2 separate regions of the Homo sapiens genome follow, and region 1 is linked to region 2. A link is an interaction called in ENCODE POLR2A ChIA-PET data of the cell type or tissue named here. Cell type or tissue: Caco-2. All regions are shown on one strand. Each heading gives the region's core, and the rest is flanking DNA. Links, peaks and the distances in the headings are about the cores only.

Region 1 (8,117 bases), core at 3,094-5,593, 51 kb before region 2:
ACAGAGTCTTGTTCTGACACAACTGTGGCTCACTGCAATCTCCGCCTCCCAGGTTCAAGTGATTCTCGTACCTCACCCTCCCAAATAGCTGGGACTACAGGCACATGCCACCATGCCTGGCTAATTTTTGTATTTTTAGTAGAGACAGGGTTTTGCCGTGTTGGCCAGGCTGGTTTTGAACTCCTGGTCTCAAGTGATCCGCCCGCCTCAACCTCCCAAAGTGCTGAGATTACAGGCATCAGCCACCCTTCCTGACCAACAACACACTTTTAAACAACCAATGGATCAAAAAAGAAATCATAAGGGAAGTTAGATATCTTGAGACACATGAAACAAAAACACACCGAAACCTGTGGGATACAGCAAAAGCAGTACTGAAAGAAATTTATAGCTATAAATGCTTACATTTAAAAAGAAGAGTCTAGGCATGGTGGTTCCCACCCATAATTCCAGCACTTTAGGAGGCTGAGGTGGGAGAATTGCCTGGCCCCTCTACAAAAAATTTAAAAATTAGCCAGGGATGGTGGTGCACACCTATAGTCCCAGCTATTCCAGAGGCTGAGGTGAGAGGATTGCTTGAGCCCAGGAGTTTGAGGCTGCAGTGAGCTAAGTGAGCTATGATGGCACCACTGCACTCTAGCTTGAGCAACAGAGCAAGATCCTGTCTCTAAAAAAAAAAAAACAAACAAACAAAACCAACTGAACTGTACACATTATTTACACATTAAGGCACAAAAAAAGAGCAAATGAAAGAGCTAACAGAAGGAAGCCAATAAGAACAGAGCTAGAAGGAAGATAACAGAGCTAGAGAATAGAAAAAGAAAAAAAGAGAAAGTCAACAAAATCAAAAGTTGCTTCGTCAAAAAGATCAACAAAATTGACAACCTTTAGCTAGATTGAGTAAGAAAAAGAGTCAAATTACTAAAAGGAGAAATGAAAATCGGGACACTACTACCAATTCTACAGAAGTAAAAAGGGTTATAAAGTACTACAGACAGTTGTATGGAAACAAACTGGATAGCCTAGATTAAATGGGCAAATTCCAGCTGGGCATGGTGGCTCAAATCTGTAATCCCAGCACTTTGGGAGGCCGAGACCGGTGGATCACTTGAGGTCAGGAGTTCAAGACCAACCTGGCCAACATGGTGAAACCCTGTCTCACTAAAAATACAAAAATTAGCTGGGTGTGGTGGCGTGCGCCTGTACTCCCAGCTACTTGGGAGGCTGAGGCACGAGAATCACTTGAACCCGAGAAACAGACGTTGCAGTGAGCCAAGATTGTGCCACTGCACTCCAGCTTGGGCGACACAGAGTGAGATTCTGTCTCGAAAATAAATAAATGAATGAATGAGTGAATGAATGAATAGGCAAAGTCCTAAAAACAAAACCTACCAAGATTGAGTCATGAAGAAATATTAAAAAGCACAAACATCAGATCAAAAACTGAATAGTCAGAGATTTTACTCTATTTGCAAGCTAGGTTAGCCTACTGCAGTAGTTTCACAGATGCTCATAGAAGATGTACTTTTTTTTTTTTGAGATGGAGCCTCGCTCTGTTGCCCAGGCTGAAGTGCAGTGGTGCAATCTCAGCTCACTGCAACCTCTGCCTCCTGGGTTCAAATGATTCTCCTGCTTCAGCCTCCTGAGTAGCTGGAATTACAGGCTCCTGCCACCACACCCGGCTAATTTTTGTATTTTTAGTAGAGACAGGATTTCACCATGTTGGCCAAGCTGGTCTCAAACTCCTGTCCTCAGGTGATCCACCCACCTTGGCCTCCCAAAGTGCTAGGATTACAGGCGTGAGTCACTGCACCCAACCAGACAAGACACTCTTGGGTCAGACACAAAGGACAGTTTATTACAGCAATAGCAGTAGCCAGAGTACCAGCATTTTCTTACAGCCATTTCCCAAGCCCAGTTCCCTTAGGGCAACACAAAGAGGACCAAGTGAATCCTGCACATGCAGTGGGTTTTATTGAGGAAAGGAGGAGGGAAGAGAGCTAACAGAATTTGCGTCTTTTATATTGGATGGTTGGTATGCCTTCCCTTTGCACTAACAGGAGGCATTATCTCCACCAAGGTCACAAGAACACCTGTCCTTTGCTCTGTAGATGCAAAGCACCTGTGTCTATCTTCCAAGGCTATGCCAGCTTCTTTGAAAAGATAGTCTAGAACAAAGGCCTTCATAGTTTTAGCTGACAAGACACATACAGAAATGTGAGAGACCTGTGGACAATTATCTCCCAATAATATCCACCCCTCATTTCCACATTGTCTTGGCTTCTGGCAATTTTCTTATGGGTATGCCATTTTATCAGTCACTGATTAATCTGACAATAGGCATAGAGCAAATCAGTTCAGCTTGTCTCACAGAATTTAATTTAATGAACAGCATTTCAACAGAATGAGTCCAACCTGCAATATTAACCCCAATCCTGACCCCAGGGTTTTCTTTTTTTCCTTTATTTCTTTTTTTGAGACGGAGTCTCACTCTGTCGCCCAGGCTGGAGTGCAGTGGTGCGATTTCGGCTCACTGCAAGCTCCGCCTCCCGGGTTCATACCATTCTCCTGCCTCAGCCTCCTGAGTAGCTGGGACTACAGACACCCACCACCACACCCGGCTAATTTTGTTTTTGTATTTTTAGTAGAGATGGGGTTTCACCATGTTAGCCAGGATGGTCTTGATCTCCTGACCTCGTGATCCACCCACCTCGGCCTCCCAAAGTGCTGGGATTACAGGCATGAGCCACTGCGCCCGGCTGACCCCAGGGTTTTCAACTCAACAGGTTGAACAAATCCTATAAACCATCAAGGTCTACCTAAGAAAGCCAGGTGACTTTCTCAAATATTGACCTTTCCACTCAGCCCAAGTCATTAATCCAGGTACAGCAGGATATATTAGATATTGCATAATCTCCACTGGTGGTTCACAGGGAGGAAGCCTAGGGCAACTCTGTCATCCATACAACCTCCACCCTGGCCAGTGAGTTGCCGCTGACCTGAATGCCTTCCAGGGGCAAGGTGGTACCACTGATCACCCAACTAAAGTTAGAGACAAATGTTGCATCACCTTTCCTAATCAGAGGACTCCCATCATAGGGATAATAAGTGCACATAAGGAATGAGTCAATTATCAGTCCAAGAAGTTCCCCTGAGTAAACAAGGGCAGCCTCACTTTAGAAAGATCTTCACAGTTGTCAGCTGGGTGCGATGGCTCACGCCTGCAATCCTAGCACTTTGGGAGGCCAAGGCAGGTGGATCACCTGAGGTCAGGAGTTCAAGACCAGCCTGGCCAACATGGTGAAACCCTGTCTCTACCAAAAGTACAAAAAAATTAGCTGGGCGTAGTGGCAGGCGCCTGTAATCCCAGCTCCTTGGGAGGCTGAGGCAGGAGAATCGCTTGAACCTGGGAAGCAGAGGTTGCAGTAAGCCGAGATCACGCCACTGCACTCCAGCCTGCATGACAGAGCAAGACTCCATCTCAAAAAAAAAAAAAAAAAAAATCTCCACAGTTGTCTGTGGGCTACATAATCTATTGGTGGTATTTGCTTAAACACTTGAAGGTCTCTTGACCACCCTGAAGGGGCAAGACACTATTTTGGGGAGGATGATGAGTTAATGTTTAGCCTCCACACAAGTACAGTCACAAGGGCACATATCGTTACCCCTAGAAAATATTTATAATTGTTGGAGGTCCCCCAAGTGGGACCTATATTTGTTGGAGCACAGGTCCTGGCCACCTGGTGGGGCTTCAGGTTCCCAGTTTACTTTCTTTTTTTTTTTTTTTTTTTTGAGCTGAAGTTTCGCTCTTGTCACCCAGGCTGGAATGCGGTGGCGCGATCTCAGCTCACTGCACTCTCCCTGCTAGGTTCAAGTGATTCTCCTGCCTCAGCCTCCCAAGTAGCTTCCCAGTTTGAATAATTCAGTCTAGTCCTTGTATTTGGAAGGACAGCCTGAGGGCAGTTAGTCCAATCTATCCCATTTGTCCATACCACTAGCAAGGTGGCACTCGTTCTCTCCACAGAATGGCTGAGTGGAGTCTATGGGAATAGGGATGGGAACGACAACTGATGGTATCACAGGTGATTTTCATGGAAGGTGCAGGAGCCAGGGACATCCCCTGCTCTTTCCAGTGGACTTCTGGTAAGGTTAATGGGAATGGTGAGCAAACCAAATGGTGGCCAAAGCCATCTGTTGTTGGGGCAAGGCAGAACCCACAGTCGTTAAATTTGTTTTATTTGAGACAGGTTCTCAGTCTTGCCCAGGCTGGAGTGCAGTGGTGCCATCACAGCTCCCTGCAGCCTTGAATTCCTTGCCTCAAGCGATCCTCCCCTGCAACTTCCCAAGTAGCTGGGATTACAGGCAGGAGCCGCTATGCCCAGCTTTGCAGTCAGTTAAATTTGAGGTGCTTGCAAAAGCTTGGGAGAGCTGCACAGATCTTTTTTATGTTCATAAGGAAGTCTTCAGGGGCAATTATGAAGGACAAAGATCATAAATGCCTCCCCCTCTTTATCTCCTGGAATCCAAAGTATTTTCTGTCTAGGTGCCAGAATTGCTGCTCCCCCTCCCAAATCGGTGTCTCATTTCAATACCTATAGTCACTTCTTTAAGGAAAAAGAGGTGACTGGACTGACCAGTACCAGCCACCTCCTTTTCCAGTTATCCCCTTTGTGCACCTAGACTTTTTGATTCGAAGAGTCAGGTCCAAGAGGAACAAGGGCATGTTTACAAAATGCGTGGGGACCCATTATGTTCCCCACTTTGTCCTGTATGTGCCACCCTAAGGGGTCTCAGCGAGCAGCGTACTTGCCCAAGTGGTCATTATTCTTATGCTCTAAGACCATGTCAGTCCAACAAGAGAATCCAGGTGGCTGAAACACAATCAGGTTTGAGCCCCTAGACCCCCTTACAGTTGGACTGCCATCTAGGAGGTGTGCCCACCAGGCTGGCCTGGGATTGCTGCCAGGGGAAAGCAAGCAAGCAACACGCCCAGGAAGAGTCTGATCAGAATCCCAAATTTTAAAAATATTTCTTTATAACCTTCCTACACCTCTTCATTCAGACACACCTTGCTAGGAAGTAGCCTTTTTAAAGACAGCTGCATTTGGTGACCAAAATGTTTTAATAGGGCCAGGCGCATTGGCTCATACCTGAAATCCCAGCACTTTGGGAGGCTGAGATGGGAGGACTGCTTGAGGCCAGGAGTTCGAGACCAACTTGGTCAACATGGCAAGACCCCATCTCTACTTAGAAAAAGAAAAAGTGGGGTGCAGTAGCTCACATCTTTAATCCCAGCACTTTGGGAGGCTGAGGCGGGTGGATCTCTTGAGGTCTGGAGTTCAAGACTAGCATGGCCAACATGGGGAAACCCTGTCTCTACTAAAAATACAAAAATTAGCTGGACATGGTGGCGTGTGCCTGTAATCCAAGCTACTTGGGAGGCTGAGGCAGGAGAATGGCTTGAACTCGAGAGGCAGAGCCAAGATCGCACCACTGCACTCCAGCCTGGGCGACAGAGCGAGACTCTGTCTTGAAAAACAAAAACAAAACAAAATGCTTTATGAAAGTGTGTGGACCAGGAAGGAGGGAGAAAAGTAGAGTCAGAGACCTTGAGTTGATTTTTTTTTTTTTTTTTTTTTGAGACGGACTCTTGCTCTGTCACCCAGGCTGGAGTGCAGTGGCGTGATCTCGGGTCACTGCAACCTCCGCCTCCCATGTTCAAGCGATTCTCCTGCCTCAGCCTTCAGAGTAGCTGGGATTACAGGCACCCGCCACCATGCCCAGCTAATGTTTGTATTTTTAGTAGAGATGGGGTTTCTCCACGTTGCTCAGGCTGGTCTCGAACTCCCAACCTCAGGTGATCTGCCTGCCTCGGCCTCCCAAAGTGCTGAGATTACAGGCATGAGCCACCGCACCCGGCCCAGTTTTTGAGGAAGCCATTCCAATACTCAACAATGCCAGAATCTCATGATGGCAGGAGTGTGGAAGATCTTTTGAATACCACTATTGTTGAGTGGCTTTTATGATAAAAGGTGCACCATTGTCACACTGCAGATGGTCCAGAGAGCCAAAACATGACACAGATTAGTTTCAGGGGTTGCAGTGGTATGCCCAGAGCTGGTTGATAGGACTGCAACAATCCAATAACCTGAAAAAGTGTCAACAGTGGTAAGGCACCACCAATAGCCCCAAGAGGTCAAAGGTCTAATGGAGTTGATCTGCCATGAGTAGGCTGAGGCCACGCCCTGTGCAAGATGACCTCCTCCTATGCAAGAGAAATGGGCCAACCTTTGGTAGGAATCACAGCCTGGTATGTGGTGGTAGCGTCTGCATCAGAAATAGTCCTTTCCAGCTGGGTGCGGTGGCTCATGCCTGTAATCCCAGCATTTTGGAAAGCCAAGGTGGGTGGATCACTTGAGGTCAGGAGTTCGAGACCAGCCTGGCCAACATGGTGAAACGCTGTCTCTACTAAAAATACAAAAATTAACTAGGCATGGTTGTGCGTGCCTGTAATCCCAGCTACTTGGGAGGCTGAGGCAGGAGAATCATTTGAACCTGGGAGGCGGAGGTTGTGGTGAGCCGAGATGGTGCCACTGCACTCCAGCCTGGGCGACAGAGTGAAACTCCATCTCAAAAAAACAAGCAAAACCCCCCCACACACATACACAAATAGTATTTTCCATTGTGCCCAGTCCATGGTGGTGGATGTGTTGCCATGTCCGGCATAATGATGGATCCCAGTAGCAATATGGCTAGTGCAGGCTCCCTCAACAGCCTTATTTCCGTTGGTCTAATCAGAGAACAGGCTTCAACCATGGACATCTACATGTGTGACCCAGACAGAGCAATCACAGCCAAAACTTATTTCCATAGTTCATGACCCCAAAGATGGGTGTCTTTAATCTGCCAGTTGAGGTTTTCTAAGTGTCAGACCGAACACCTAGGCCATTGGCAACACCCCAAGAGTCAGTAAAAATATAACAAGGGTTACCAAGAGGAGTATTGGCTCAGGGCCTACTGAGCAGAGTTACTCATCAATTTTCTGTTCTGCGCAGCTGTTTCTGAGGGTGAACAGCCACAGCAGCCCTGTGGACACCATGAGGCTTCCACTTCATCAGACCATCAGTGAACCAGGCCCTGGCATTTAGGAGAACCTCTGTGAACTTAGGTTCCTGTTGACCCAGTGACTTTGCTTTGGTGGAGTGGGGGATATAAGTGTCCCCCAAAGGGTTAGCTGCCAGTTTTTTCATGTAAAACTGAGATGTCAGCAGGGCTAGACTAGCTGTGTTCTTAAATATACCATTTCCATCTTAAGTACACGTACATTCCATAAAAGCCATCCTTTTGTGGGTCAGGTATTCTGTTGTAAGAAGCCAGATAGTAAGCTTTTCAAAAGAGAAGTACCTGGCCACTGTGTCAGGGAGACAGGCAGTAAGTCCAAAACAGGGGCACCTCTGGGTACAGTCTGCTTCCCTTTGCCAAATGTTCCAATTAGCAAAATTAGTCACAGAGACTTATATAGCTCAAAGGGATCATTGGGTTGTGAGGACCCACAGGTAGAGTGGGCTTGCTGGACAGCTTCCAATACAGCTTTCTGGCCTGGGCCCTGCTCTAAAGGGTGCTGGTTGGCAAGTTAGCAGATGTAAAGGACCAAGTAGGATGCCCAAAGTGAGGCATATGCTGTCTGCAATACCCAAGGAGTCTGAGAAGGTGCAGGGCCTTCTTTTTTTGGTGGTGGTGGAAGGACTACCAGCAGCTTTTCCTTGACTCCTGGAAGGATTAAACATTGCGAATTGGCCGAGTGCAGTGGCTCACACATGTAATCCCAGCACTTTGGGAGGCCAAGGCTGGCGGATCGCTTGAGGCCAGGAGTTCAAGACCTGCCTGGCCAACATGGTAAAACTCCGTCTCTACTCAAAATACAAAAGTTAGCTGGGTATGGTGGCGTGTGCCTGTAATCCCAACTACTTGGGAGGCTGAGGCAGAAGAATCACTTGAACCTGGGAGGCAGAGGTTGCAGTGAGCTGAGATTGCACCACTGCACTCCAGCCTAGGCGACAGAGTGAGACTGCATCTCAAAAACAAAAAAACAAAAACTTGTGAATCAGCAGTTGTAT
Region 2 (8,117 bases), core at 2,204-4,703:
TCGGGGTGACAGGTACATTTACTATCTTGATTGTGATAGTGGCTTCATAGATGTATACATGTGCAAAATGTATCATATTGCACATTTTAATCTTGTGTAGTGCTCGGAATGTCTACTTTTTGTGTTTCAATTATACCTCAATGAAGGGTTATTTTAAAAAATAAAATATTTTTAAAAAACAAGCCGAGCGCAATGGCTCATGCCTGTAATCCCAGCACTTTGGGAAGCCAAGGCGGGCAGATCACAAGGTCAGGAGTTCAAGACCGGCCTGGCTAATATGGTGAAACCCTGTCTCTACTAAAAATACAAAAATTAGCCAGGCATGATAGCAGTCTCCTGTAGTCCCAGCTACTCGGGATCCTGAGGCAGGAGAATGCCTTGAACCTGGTGGGGCAGAGGTTGCAGTGAGCCAAGATCATGCCACTGCACTCCAGCCTGGGTGACAGAGTGAGACTCTGTCTCAAAAAAAAAAAAAAAAAAAAAAAAAGTTGTGCATAGTTGGAAAAGAAAATACTAGATTTCATGGGTGATTGGCAACTAGCTCTAAGTGGAACAAGTGCATTTTCCTTTCCTTCCAGGTCCCAGAGAAAAACCTCCATGCTGGGTTGATAGCAGCAGCTAGGATCAGTTGCCCAAGACTCTGGATTCTCGAGATGAAGACCGTCAGCAGAGGCTGATCTCTCCTGTGGGCTCATGTCCTAAAGCACCTTATTTGGGCTCAAATATCCTCCCTTTTAGGACAGAAAAGAAGTTCCCGAGTCTTGGTCATGTTGGGCCTGTGGAGCACATCATCTTTTCTACGTGTTTCCTTTTGATGTTCTCAGCATCCCTGCAAGATGTTCTCAGCATCCCTGCAAGGCAGGCTAAGGCATGAGGAGCTATAGGCCCAGGGAGCTGAAGGCAGATTCTAAGAGCTGGGTGTGGATGCTGCACCCCTGAGCCTGGGCCGCCTGGGTTTTGCTCAGTCTGGGAAGTACTTCCAAACCCACTCTTTGCTAGTCTTTTACAATCCTGCGGGAGGGCAAAGCCCAGATCATCATGGCTGCTTCCACCATGTAGCTGCAGATCAGGAAACTGAGGTCCAGGGAGGTCCTTACTGGCTTTGCTCCAGGGACAACGAGGCTTGAGGTCTGTTCCCCACAGGAGGACCATGATGGTTCTCCTGCTTCAAATGGCCCCTTTGGAAGGGGCTTGCTCATTTAGGTGAATCCTGGGGCCGAGCAGCCCCAGTGATAGTCCCTGGGATGGCTGTAGGAGAGGGAGCAGCATGCAGGCGTTAACGTCACAGACTGGCACCAGGCCACCCGGGCTTACACTCTGGCTCCTCCAGTTCCTGGCTCTTTGAACTTGGACAAGTAATCCCCTTTCTTTATTTTTTGTTTTTTTGAGACAGTCTCGCTCCGTCACCCAGGCTGGAGTGCAATGGCACAATCTCGGCTCACTGCAACCTCTGCCCACCAGGTTCAAGCAATTCTCCTGCCTCAGCCTCCCAAGTAGCTGGGATTACAGGCACCCACCACCACGCCTGACTAATTTTTTTTTTTTTTTTTTAGTAGAGATGGGGTTTTGCCATGTTGGCCAGCCTGGTCTTGAACTTCTGACCTCCACCCGCCTCGGCCTCCCAAAGTGCTGGGACTACAGGCATGAGCCACGCCGCCTGGCCAACAAGTCCCCTTAACCTCTTTCTGCCTCAGTCGACTCACCTGGAAAACAGAGCACCTACCTCCTTCAAATGAGAAGAGAAGTAAAGGAGTATAAGGCCATCAGAACAGTACCTGGCCCAAGGGAGGCTATGGAAGTGCTTGTTGAATAAAAAAATGGCTTCATCTCTGGCCTAGCCCCAAAGGTTTGAGTTCCTGCCATTGCCACCCAGACAGCCCTGGGTGGAGGCCCTGCTGACATTGAAGAGTGCCTGCCCTCCTCCCCTCAATGCGGTAGACACTTTCCAAAACTTACGTCATCCTCACTCTCACTCCAGTGGGATAATGGGAGGCTTGGTGTACCTCATTCCCAAGATGAGGGAACAGGCTCTGAGAGGACCACATCGCCAGCAAGTGACAGGCTGGGACCAAGGCCAGGCCTGTCTGCCTCCTAGACTAGGCCTGAGTGAGGACCGGCCTGAGTACGGCCCACCTGCTTCCTCCTCCGTTTAGAGCTTGGGCTGGAGCTGTCCTGGCCAGTGCTCTCTGCCTCACCAGGCTGCATGAGCCACAAGCTGCCACTTGTGGAGCTCGGTGGCCCTGCCCTCGACAGCCTTGCTGGTGGTCGTGAAGGCTCTAAACACCTGCATGGCAATGAGGCCAACCTTCTCCGCTTGATCCGTTTCAGGCTCTGGCTCCGCTACTGCATCGTGTGCTTCTGTCCAAGAGGCAGAGAGACTGAAACTATCTGCTGCCGCCTGGATTCTCCCAGAGATTGCCTGGAACACCAGCTCGGGTCCTCGCACACCATCCTGGTAGGAATCTCTCAGTGACAATTGAGAGTTTGTGGGCTGGCTTAGGGCCAGTGGTGGGCAGGGAGTCAGCAGGGCGCAAGGGACTGGAGAGCTTGGCATTTCTCCAACAGGAGTTTCAGGGAGAGCTCAGAGGCCTGCTTATGTGACAGGTTTATCAGCTTGCCTGGCCCAGGGCCGGCTCTCATACCGTTTTGATTTAAATAATAGATTGCTCACAGAATAAATGTATGTTGGTTTAAGCTTTCACTTTCTCATAATCCTCTCTGCTGGCCCCTCCCACCATCTACCCCATTTTGCCTCACTCTGGGGAGCCTGAACACCCTGTTCCAGAGTAGGGGCATAGGGAAACACTTCTATGGCTTCTGAGCTGCTGGGCAGGGCCAGTCCCTAAAACAAGGAGAGCTGGGAGGGAGCTGGACCCCAGGATGGAGTGCTGAGAGCTGAAAGTCCTATTTAACAGAGGGGAGGGAGCAGAGATCCCAAAAAGGGAAAGGCCTGGCCAGGTCCCACAGCAAGTCAGGAGCAGAGCGGGCCTGAACTGTGAGATCTCCAATCTCTCCAAAGCCTTTGGGTAAGAAGTCCGCCTAAAGCAGTGAGATCAGTGGGGTCTGAGGAAAATCCTTTTCCTCACTGCCTCCATCCCAGTCCTGGGACCCAACACCATCCTGTCCTCACCCTCCTTGGCCATCTCCTTTTGCCCTGAGAAGCTGTTATGCATCCAGCCAGACTGGGAATGTGCTGGAATCCATGCACCACAGGGGATGGATGCGCCGCTTACAGTCCCTGTGGGCCATGGCTGTGAGGGAAAGTCAGAGCTGGTGGCTGGGGTGTGTAGGCCCAGGAGGACCCCTGCCTCCTCCTTAGCCTTGGAGCCCCCCTCTGCTGCTGAGTCTTTCCTCATCTAGCAGGGCCCCACTGCCCCCAGACCTTACCTCCTGGCTTAGCACATGACTTCCCCACTCTGGGCCTCAGTATCCCCCCGGACATCTCTAAATTCCTTTCCCGCCTGCCCTGCCTGTCTTCTGGTTGGGCTGAACTGTAACTCCCCACACAGGGCTGAGGGTGACTGTGGCATTAGGCTTCTGGCTGGGAGCCCACCCTGATGGTGCTTGGGGAGGAAGGGAGACACTTCCCCCTGCCAAGGGCAGCCCTAGGACTACTCTGCCCCCAAGGCCCCCTGCTGCTGGTGATGCGCACCTCCACCCGCTGCATGCTCTCCCACACGGGGACTCCCACACGGGGACCCCCAGGGCCTGGAGGGAACACACAAGCACTTTGTCTCTGGCTTGCTGTCTCCTAACCCCACAGAGCTGCCCCTCGCCAAGTACAAGAGGCCTGGGGCTGGGTCCTGAGGGTGGCAAGCAGCACTGTACCCTGTGGGAGGCAGGCACCAAGTCCTCTCACTTAGTCGGCTGTGGCCCCTGCCTCTGGTCTGTGCAGCCTTGTCCCCTGCCCAGAGGGCTGTGGTGGTGAGGCTGGCAGCCTGGGCTCAGACGTGAGCTTGCTGTGGGGCTCCATGTAGAGCTTTGCTCCTCCTGGGGCTCCCGACCCGCTCCTTCGCAGCTCCCCTTCTCAAGGAGCCCAAGCCCTGCCCAGATGTGAGGGCCCGCTCCCTGGAGGCCTCCTCTAACTCTCCAGCCCACAGGGATGGACCCAGGACCCCCACATCTTAGACTCCATGGGGGACTTGCCCAAAGAGCACCTGGGGGAAGGTCAGTGTGACCTTTGTCCCACCCTTTTGGATAGACACAGCCACCCTTTCTCCCCACCCCAGCAGCAGGGCTGTTGCTCAGTGACCCTGAGGTTGGTGATGCAGAAAAGCAGAGGCGGGTGTCACTCTTTATTGCGGGGTCCACACTGTGGGTGCTGGGGCCCCTCCCACTGAGGGAAGGCTGAGCCTCTAGCCAGGGCTGGCCACCTGGCCACCTATGAGTCCATTCTTCTGTCCCCTTAATCTCAGGCTGAGCATTTACACTGGATTTCTGGGGGCCTGTGAGTCCTCCTTGACCTTCATCGCCCACTATCATGTGCTTGAGAGCATCACAAGTCAGTAGCAATGAGCCAGGTGGGTGGTGGGTCACCTGGCACAGCAGGCCTGGGGCTCGGGTCCCAGCCCAGCAGCTGTGGAGTCCCAGGTGGAGGCAGGGGTGGTGGCCCCGGCCGCACTGCCCTCAGGCTCAAGGTCCAGGCCCTCGTAGATGGTGGGGAGTGAGGTGCGCTGGCTCAGCCGCCGGCGCAGGCCGACCAGCAGGGGCTGGGGCAGGGAAGCCACATCCACGTTGTTGCCCAGGTCCACCCAAGCCAAAGCAGGGAACTTGGTGGTGTCCTTGATGGCATCAGTGAGCTTGCGGGCAGTGGCCCGCGTCAGTCGGTTGCCGTTGAGCAGGAGCTGGGTGAGGCGGGGCAGCGCCCACAGGCTGGGCAGCAGGAGGTGCAGCAGCTCATCACTCAGCCCCGTGAAGCTCAGGTCCAGCACCGCCAGCACAGCACCATGGCTGCTCAGGTAGCGTGTGATGTGTTGCACGTCCTGTGTCGACAGCGGGATGCCTGAGAGGTCCACAGTCTCCCCTGCCAGCAGAGTCTTCTGGAGGCTGCTCTTGAGGCTATGGGAGAGTGGCAGGTGGGGATGGACTAGGCAACCAGGCAGTCCCCCCACTGACCACAGACAGTGACCTGTCGGGAACAGCCCAGGCCTACAGTCTGGCAAAGCCAGATTCAAACTGTGTCTTTCGTATTTTTTGAGACAAAGTTTCGCTCTTTTTGTCCAGGCTGGAGTGCAGTGGCACAATCTCGGCTTACGGCAACCTCTGCCTCCCGGATTCAAGCGATTCTCCTGCTTCAGCCTCCCAAGTAGCTGGGATTAAAGGCATGTGCCACCACGCCTGGCTAATTTTGTATTTTTAGTAGAGGCGGGGTTTCTCCATCTTTGTCAGGCTGGTCTCGAACTCCTGACCTCAGGTGATCTGACCGCCTCAGCCTCCCAAAGTGCTGGGATTACAGGCGTGAGCCACTGCGCCCGGGCCCAAACTGTCACTTTCTAAGTGGGTGGCCATGGGCAATGCTCAGAGGCTCAGTTTCCCCTTTGGTGAAAATGGGACGTGGTTGTTGTGAGGATTAAATGCACACACAGTAAGGCTCTTTCTTCATGAACTATTATTTGAAATCTCACTGTGTGCCCAGCATCCCACACCTGTTTTATTGACATCTCACTTATTTTTCAGATAGGTGAAGTAACTCTTCCATGGCCACACACCACTAAGCGGGGAACCAGGTCCTCAAACTGAGATGCTCTGACTCTTGAGCCCACATGTTTTTTTCCCTGTGCCCCTTCTGATGTCGATTCTTTTAGGGTAGGGAGAAATTCTCCTACAAAGGGACGGCTATTAGGCTGTACAGGGCACCGGGGATAGAGAGGGACAGGCCCACAGTAGTGAAAGGGGAGGTCCTGGGTGTGCAGGCTGGGGGCCGGCCATGAGGGAGGGCTCCCCGTGTTTTCTCAGTTAGAAGGGAAGTTCAGAGACTGAGAAGGACCCCCGCCCCCACCAACCCTCTAGGTCTCTCCCCAGTTATCTGAACAGAGCCCACTAGGCAGACAGGCCTTTTGGGGGACTGACAGCAGTGAGCACACCCTCAGGACCCCCACCAGCCATGGCAGGGAACAACCTTGTGGGGTCCAAGCTCAGCGTGGCCTATTAGGCCCAAGGTGGGACAGGGGTGGAGGGCAGACAGGGGAGGCCTGCTAGGGTAAGCTCCCGGCAGCAGTTCAGGCCTCTGGGCCTGGGTGCCTGTGGCCAGCTCTGGACTGAGCCTGTGTGTGAGGCTCCATGGATGGAGTCACTCCAGGATGGAGTGTCTGAGAGGGACCCATGGCAGAGGGAGCTATTGGGCAGCCACGGAAGCCTCAGTTTTAGGCAGCCTGGCAGTGGCAAAGAATTCCCAACAAGGTACAGGAAAATCAGGGTAGAGTGTGGCCTTAGGCAAGCCACTTCTCCGAACCTGTTTCCTTCCCTCTAAAATGAGAATCGCGATCCAGAATCTGCCTCCCCCGCAACCTGTTGGGAAGTCTCAGCTGAAGATGCCTACTGAGGTCACCTTGGCTGTTGGGTGGAGGGGTGGGGTGTCCAGGCCGTGTAACAGACCAGGGATTGAGGGATGTATGAATGGCAGGAGGCAGGACCGTCCTGTGGGAAATGCCAAACGGGTCACTCAGAGGGTGCAGCTTGGCTTGGGGAGCATCTGCTACCACGGGCCAGGCTGACTTCCAGGGTAGGGCCCTCATGCGGACCAGGTGAGGGCCTCACCAGGTGGGATTTCAGCACCAGCCTCTTGGTGAGAGTGCAGGTGTCAACCTGAGAAGGGACCTTGGAGCAGCAGTGAGGAGGGGCAGTGGCTGGGCTACCCTTACCAGCTCTGGGTCTTCCTCTGGCGCAGGCTGGACCCTTGCTGCTGCTTCGAGTGAGGGGTGAGGTGGTAGATGAGCTGTCGGCAGATCTTGTCCGAGGACTTCCAGAGCTCATAGTCCTGTGGGAGGGCAGTGTCACCATGGTGAATCTGAGCCCCTCCTGCCCACCTCAGGGCCTTGGGGAGAGGGACCCAGGCAGCCAAGTGTGTGTGTGAGCACAGTCATGCACCATGCATCACCGAGTTGCCCACCAGGGCCTCCCCCTCCTACCCCCCAACCCGGCTGTGGCCTGGCACAGAGCCAGGGGAGGCTGCCCTCTGGGAGCTGGACAGGCTGGTCCAGTCCCGCAGTGCCCGGCGGGAGGAAGCCCAGACAATGAGCCCTTGTTCCCTGTCCTCGGGCCCAGGGCCAGCGTCTCGGGCTATCAGCCGGCTGCCTGCCCACCCTCAGCACCCTTCGGGGACTTGCCACAGGGGGAGGAGGCCAGACCAGGCCCCTCGAGGGAGCCGTGCTCCACTGACGCCAATCCCAGGGAGTAGGAACAAGCCAGGTCAGCGTGTTCTTCTTCCTCTCACTCTCCAAGCGAGACTGCGCCTGCGGGGTCTGGGTCTGGGCTGACAGGGCTGGGGGATGTAATGTTTTACAGCACCACCACCTGGCTCTCTCTCAGTCCTAACTGGGCTCCGGCAGAGGCCCAGCTCAGGGTGGAATCCGAGGTGCGCGGCCCACAAAGCTGGCACTGAGCATGCTCCACTGCATCCTTTATCCAGTCCCTCTGTGAGCAGCCCCAGGAGCAGGCAGCACACACAGCAGCTGCAAGCCCTGGCTGTTCCTGTGATGGCCGTGGGCTAGGCGCAGAGTCCTAGGGGCCGACTGTGCAGAGACCTGGGCATTCAGAGCTGGCAGGGCCCAGAGCGGATACCCTGGTTTTGGTTGGGGACTCACTGTGACTAGGAGTCTGGGTCCGGTGGCTGGTCACAGCCACACATCCTGGGGCTGTGTCGATGCTCATGGCAGGACATCTGCAGGTGCTGTCAGCATGGGGTTCTGGGCAGCTGTGGGGTGGAGGCTGCAGGTGGCAAACTCCACCCCAGCAAGGAGGAGGGCCTTGCTTATGACCCCAGCTGTTGTAGGGGAAAGCAGTGAGCACCCGTCCGCAAGGGTGTCTGTACAGGATGGAGACCTGCGGACAGACGGGGGCTCTAGCCGAGAGCGGCTCTCTTCTGGCCCAGGAATTCAGAGGCTAGGAGTTTGTTTCCG

What was found. ChIA-PET counts read pairs that join two places held together with the same protein. Peaks named below come from ENCODE experiments on the same cell type or tissue, not always from the same donor. Only the 100,000 strongest peaks of a DNase experiment are listed, where the experiment ranks them.
Region 1: POLR2A ChIA-PET joins it to region 2 with 12 read pairs; 7 of 35 experiments call an interaction of 5 or more read pairs at or near these places.

What each region holds. Positions count from the first base shown.
Region 1 is chr22:24,529,312-24,537,428 of GRCh38, forward strand. No RefSeq gene overlaps it. Among named protein-coding and RNA genes, the nearest start is that of GUCD1, 22 kb to the right of the region's middle. In Caco-2, for the core only: no CTCF peak of the experiment used is centred there; a DNase peak (open chromatin) is centred at 4,406.
Region 2 is chr22:24,581,354-24,589,470 of GRCh38, forward strand. It overlaps LRRC75B (leucine rich repeat containing 75B), which reads right to left. Exons shown (of 4, transcript NM_207644.3): 3 at 6,861-6,976; 4 at 4,282-5,058. The coding sequence ends at 4,533. It also overlaps a transcript of GGT1 not described here. Among named protein-coding and RNA genes, the nearest start is that of LRRC75B, 7.7 kb to the right of the region's middle. RefSeq lists enhancers at 3,111-3,611, 3,612-4,112. In Caco-2, for the core only: no CTCF peak of the experiment used is centred there; no DNase peak of the experiment used is centred there.